2 separate regions of the Homo sapiens genome follow, and region 1 is linked to region 2. Evidence: read pairs that join two places in POLR2A ChIA-PET (ENCODE). Cell type or tissue: Panc1. All regions are shown on one strand. Each heading gives the region's core, and the rest is flanking DNA. Links, peaks and the distances in the headings are about the cores only. Region 1 has its middle 110 kb from the start of LINC02836. Region 2 has its middle 45 kb from the start of LINC02836.

Region 1 (2,917 bases), core at 251-2,750, 160 kb before region 2:
AAAATAAAGGTCCTTCAATAATTTTTTTAAAGAGTTATTGTTTCCCTTTGTAACACAGAGCTACTAGGATACCATGATGGTGCATGGTGGCATTTGCTAGTCACTCTCCACATAGCAAGGCACTTTGCATTCAAACTCAAAATAAGAATTTTTGCCAATAGCATTTAAAGGGAAATAAATTTTCACATTGCTCTGTTTTCCTGAGGGCAGGGGCTGCAGTCTCTTCTCTTTATTTTAGTACCCACCTCAACAGCACTTTGCAGCTGGTGTGGTGGGTACTCACTGGTAAACTAAACTAACTAATCTGCAGATCAGTCTCTCTAGAAAATATTTATGACTCATATTTGATCCTGATACTCCCTTGCTGAAACTCTTCAATGTCTTTTTCTTGCTATGAATATCAAGTCCAGAACTCAAAATGTGTCCTCCAAGGCCTCTCATGCTGGGCTGATGGTCATCTCCTTGTTCTGGTTCCACTATGCAGGTTCTTGATAGCCAGCCTCCCTTCGGAATGGCCAAGTCTGTGCCTTTCTAAATTGCTAAATGTTTAGAACATCACCCCTGCCTATGTGACCTGGCCCCTGCCCACCTCTCAGACTCATCTCTGGCTCACCGTCCATGTAGTCACACACTCTCTCTTTTTGGTTTCTTTGAATGTGCTGGGCTTCAGGACACCTTGGTTCCCACCCAATCTGTGTCTTCTACTGGGGAATCTTCCCAGTTTTGTTCACCTAGTAGTTAACTCTTTCTCATTCTTCTGATCTCAGTTGTAATCTCAAGGCTGTAGGTGGCTTTTCTGAATCCATACCCTGTGATTAAGTTAAGGATTACTTTGGTACACTCTTAAAGCACACTAGAGTTTCCCTTAAGTATTGATCATAACTTTGTTAAGATGATTATTTGGGTAATTGTTTATGGTAGGCTCCTAGAGGCTAGGAAACTCATCTTGCTCTGATAACACACATGTTTGCCACACAGAAGATTCTTAACTATTTGATGCAGTGAAAGAATAAATAAAAGGTAGGCTAAAGCAATGTGAATGATCAGTTTTTTTTTTCCTAAAACTATTCAGATTCTATAAAAACCCTTGTTGAAGAAGACCTCTGATTCAAATGTTTCATGCATACTCATTTCATCTGTGTTTGAAATGAGCCTCAGAGGTTTCTTAGCTCTTTTACAGCTGGACAGATCTACTTGAAAACAATTTTAAGGGATCTGCTTTGCTTTTTTTTTCTTTTGACATTCTTTTTGCCACAGTCTCCTGATTACATTTCTAATCTCTGGGTCATAATCAAGTGATGGCTGAGTTTCACCTACATATACACGTTCTATGAAAACCCACAAGAAACCTAAATGAAAGGAAAAGCTTATCAAATTTCTTTTAGGCTCTGTAGCCTAAGTTGTTTTAGACCCTAGGATTTAAGCATGCGCTAATTTGTCTGTTTTGTTTGATCAAATTATACTTTTATACTACATCAATTATACTTTTCTGGTTTTATTTGAACTAAAAATATTTTCCCACATGAAAGAGTCATTTTGAGTAATACTGTAACAAACCAAAGTTTGCCACGTACATCCTGAATGCTATTGCCAGTATTTCTTCTTGTTTTTATTTTAAATTTGTTTTTAATTAGCTTTGTGACCCATCAAATAGCCACTTCCATGAGTGAACCCTATACTGCACTTTCCTACCAACTACCAGCCGATTCATTCAACATTAATAGTCATGAAAAAACCCCTGCACGAAAACTTACAACAAGCTCCAAACACCCAAATAAAACTCCCCAAACCAAATAAGCAACACATAAATAATTTATTTTTTTCAGAATAGAAACACATTTTTCTTTTGGATAATATCAAGGTTCACTTTTAAAAGATGTATTCATTTTTTACGGTTCTCTTCAAATAGAAATGACTGTTCAATGCTGTGACACTGAATCACGAGATAAAATCAAATCTCCTAAGCAGATTTTCATGTCACCATATGTGGAATAAAGAATGATGGTGAGCAAGAGAGAAAAAAACATTCCTCTTAGAGTGGGACAAGAGAAGAGGACATACAAAATAACTAAAAGAGCAGAAAGTACCCTGAATGCTATAATTTAGGCTGTGGTGAAAGTAAATTTGGACTTCCCTGAGCCCTGTCAGTGGTAGAAAAAACATGCCAGGTTAGCAGGAGGAAGGAGATGCTCTCTGGTTGACCCTAAGGCAGGACCCCAACCCCCTCCCTAGAGATCACAGGATGCCCCCTCTCTTGGGGGAGATTCCCATAGTGAGTTACTCATTAGACTCCAACTGTTTCCAAGATTTGTGAGTGTGAGGACAGGAAACCCAGAAAGGTCTGCAGAAGTCTGGTCAATGTGGCTTCATTTGAGAAGGAAAGAGTCTTCTCATGGCCTCAACCCAAGGCTTTCTTCCACCGTGCCCCGTCCCAAATGGGCTGAGAGCCGTTATGGGACCTCTACCCTGCCTGAAAAAGAAATTCTACAAAACCAGTCAGAACTTGGGGCTTATCTTACTTCTGCTGTAAGAGTGTGCTTGAAATTGACATTCAGTTTAATTCCCTTAAAACCTTAAAAATAATGACAAGGGGCTTGCTGGAGTTCTCCTATTGCCATACTACTGATGTAAAGATCCACAGCTGGGCTTTCTTTTGCCCTTCGGAACAAGAAATCTTGTTTTCAGGCCATTCAAGTCACAGTAGACGTTTGGCTTTTGTTGTTTCTGCTTTGACTTGCTAAAGAGGTAATATACATGGTGAATGAGAGAGGAGAAATACTTCCAAGTTAAGGCTGGTGGTCCCAACATTGCTATTGTTGTGAGGGCTGAAGAAAATCATAGTTTTACTCTGTGATTTTTAAGGTCTGTAAATGAACCCATATATATTTTTCAGTTAGTCCAGGATAGAAGGGTTAAA
Region 2 (2,917 bases), core at 244-2,743:
TTCCCCAGGAGACAACTGAATCAAAGAACCATCATGGGCTTTGCTTTACAGGAACCAGAAATCCCAAACCTACCTGCTTCAAAAATGTTAAAATGAGATTGAACCATATAAGGGTTCAAAAGGATCACTCTCTCTAGCTGAGACAATGATTTATTTTCTCCTCACTTATGAGATTATATCTACTTAAAAAAAAAACTTCCAGCCATCTCACCAGATGACTCACTAGTATATTATAAGATATATGAGAACCCCTATATCCTCAACATTCATCAAGGTTTGTACCATATAGAAAATCCTCAGTCTCCCAAGTTAAACCAAAGAGAGAGAAGTTTATTTTATCTGCATCTGTTCCTCTAATCTGTTCAACCAAGTTCATCCTTGAGCTATTATGTATACTGAGGAACTTTATTTTGTCTTCCATCTATTTAGCAATGCATTCTACCTCCCATGAACATAACATTTTTGCTTCCATTGTAACCCTTGATTGGAAACTTTCTATCCCCTGGAGAGAATGGAGAAATAATTGAGCCAATCTTGGCCAGTCTTATAAAAATTCACAGATGCTGCTTTGAATAGAATTGTTCATAATGGTTCAAAAGAGGCTTTCTGCTGTAACTTTCATCTCAACATATGAGGTGGGTGGTGGGGAGAGAGGAAATGGATCAGTGGCCAAAATCAAGGTTGATCCTGGCTCTAACCCAAGCCCCACCCACAAACACCATCTAAAGCAAGACCATTTGTCAGCACTTCATTCACAAGCATCATTATCAAAATTCCACAATTCGCTGGTGGTATCAAAGGTTTGTTTTAATGGAAATGATTTATATGGCATCTTCTCTGTGAAGAGTCAGGAAGGTCCATTTGGAATCTCGACTTTGAACACGGTGGTCTGAGGACAGTTACATGCTGTGGAGTCAAAAGCCTGCTGCAGACTGCGCTGAAATGGATGCTACAGATGTCACCCAGAACCCAGTGAAATGAAGAACTTCAACGAGCTAGGAAAGAAAGTGAAGAGGAACGTTTTCCTTCTGACATTTCTCTAACAACTGTGTCTAACCTGAAAATGTGGCTCCAATCCTTTTCAAAACTATTATTTTCTTTACAGCAAAGTTCTAAAAACTTGGTTTCTTTTGATTTCTCCCCCTGGCAGGAAAATGACACATTTGGGGCCAAGGCATGAAAGCGTGGCCTCTTGGGAGAAGGGGGAGGGCTATTGCTTTCGAGCCCGCAAACAGTTGCAGGTGCAAAAAATGTGCACACAAAAGGGGAGGTCTGGTAGGGGCCCCTTTTCAAATGTAACCTTTTAAGTTCAATACATCTCTTTGCTCTTCCTTTTGTGAGCTGCGTGCTTCCCTCCCACGCTCTAATGCACATCCCGGTCTTCAATGTGGCCTCCAGAAGGAATCTTCATGTTTGTTGTGAAGTTTTCCGTAATTACATAATCGTTGAAGTCTGTGAGTTCGTGTTGAGGTGGCTGAAAAATGCGAGCTTGAGGATTACAGTAACATAATTAGATCGCTTCCTGTAAGAACCCAGCGACTTTTCCCTGGGTCCGTCTTCGATTGGCTGCCCTCCGAGGCCTTCCTCCTCCCGAGTGAATCACAGCCCGCTCAGTGGGCATTTCTGCCGGCCAACCGCTCCAAGGTGTTTCGCGGCATCTGTTTGTGTTGTGGGTGAATTCTACAAACACACTCTGTTGATTTGATTATGAAGGAAGGAGCAACAAAGCCAGAGGGCTGTGGTTTCTTGAATGCCTTTGTGTCTATGTGGTGACAGAACCAGTGCTTAGTTTGTCTGGGCCACGGTACCTTGACTCATCCGGTGGTGTCTAGAAGCCTTGATTCCTTGCCTTGGGGTATAAGGGGAAAGAAGGAAAGAACACAGCTGAGTTTTAGGTTTTTAATAGAATTTGATATCTGACATGCATCACTTATGAATTTTTTCTAAGTCAGCTGGATAGTGAAGATTATATATTAAAAACAAACAAAACCAGAAATAGCTTTTTATTACCCACAGTATCATCCCCTTAGAATACACTTTCCCAGCACCCAGCGATCCTTAGAAATAATTATCCATGTGATCTCTAAACCCTTTCTTGCTCTCCTTTGTTCAGTTCTCTGGGTGTGTTTGCTGCTTAGTTTAATCCTGGCTCATGCACAGACCCTAGTTTTTTTTTTTTTTTTTTTTTTTTTAAGCATAGGTGAAGATGTGACAACAGCTGATTATCTTCTAAATAAAAGTGACTTCACCACATAGGAAAGCTTTGCACAGCTATCTTGTTATTTAGCTGGTTTCCATGAAACTTCTGTTGTCCGTCGATAGTCCAGGCCAAGGGAGTAGCTGTGAAATAAGAATGTCTTCAGGGTTATAGGAGGGAAATCTCCCCACTTTATTTGGTTTTGTAATAAAGAACAGGAATCTGAGATTCTATCATTGATGCCAGAATATAACATCTGATTTTTTTTTAAGTGAAAAGACAGGTGGGTCTCAAGTGAAAAGAGTATACATCTAGGCTGGGCGCAGTGGCTCATTCCTGTAATCCCAGCACTTTGGGAGGCTGAGGCGGGCAGATGGCTTGATCCCAGGAGTTGGAGACCGGCCTGGGCAACATAGCGAAACCCAGTCTACAAAAAACACAAAAATTAGCCAGACTTGGTGGCACACTTCTGTAGTCCCAGCTACTTGGGAGGTTGAGGTAGGAGAATCACCTGAACCTGGGAAGTCAAGGTTGCAGTGAGCTGAAATCATGCCACTGTACTCCAGCCTGTATGACAGAGCAAGCAGAGTGAGGCCCTGCCTCTCTCTCTTTCTCTCGCTCTCTCACAGCCACACACACACACACACACACACACACACACACACACACGTATACATCTAATTTGGGAGAGTGTCAGGACTGGTTCAATTGCCAGTTACT

What was found. Peaks named below come from ENCODE experiments on the same cell type or tissue, not always from the same donor. Only the 100,000 strongest peaks of a DNase experiment are listed, where the experiment ranks them.
Region 1: POLR2A ChIA-PET joins it to region 2 with 5 read pairs; 1 of 35 experiments calls an interaction of 5 or more read pairs at or near these places.

The regions. Positions count from the first base shown.
Region 1 is chr6:105,743,327-105,746,243 of GRCh38, reverse strand. No RefSeq gene overlaps it. Among named protein-coding and RNA genes, the nearest start is that of LINC02836, 110 kb to the right of the region's middle. In Panc1, for the core only: no CTCF peak of the experiment used is centred there; no DNase peak of the experiment used is centred there.
Region 2 is chr6:105,586,291-105,589,207 of GRCh38, reverse strand. No RefSeq gene overlaps it. Among named protein-coding and RNA genes, the nearest start is that of LINC02836, 45 kb to the left of the region's middle. In Panc1, for the core only: no CTCF peak of the experiment used is centred there; a DNase peak (open chromatin) is centred at 1,567; H3K4me3 peaks cover 664 bases; H3K27ac peaks cover 1,805 bases.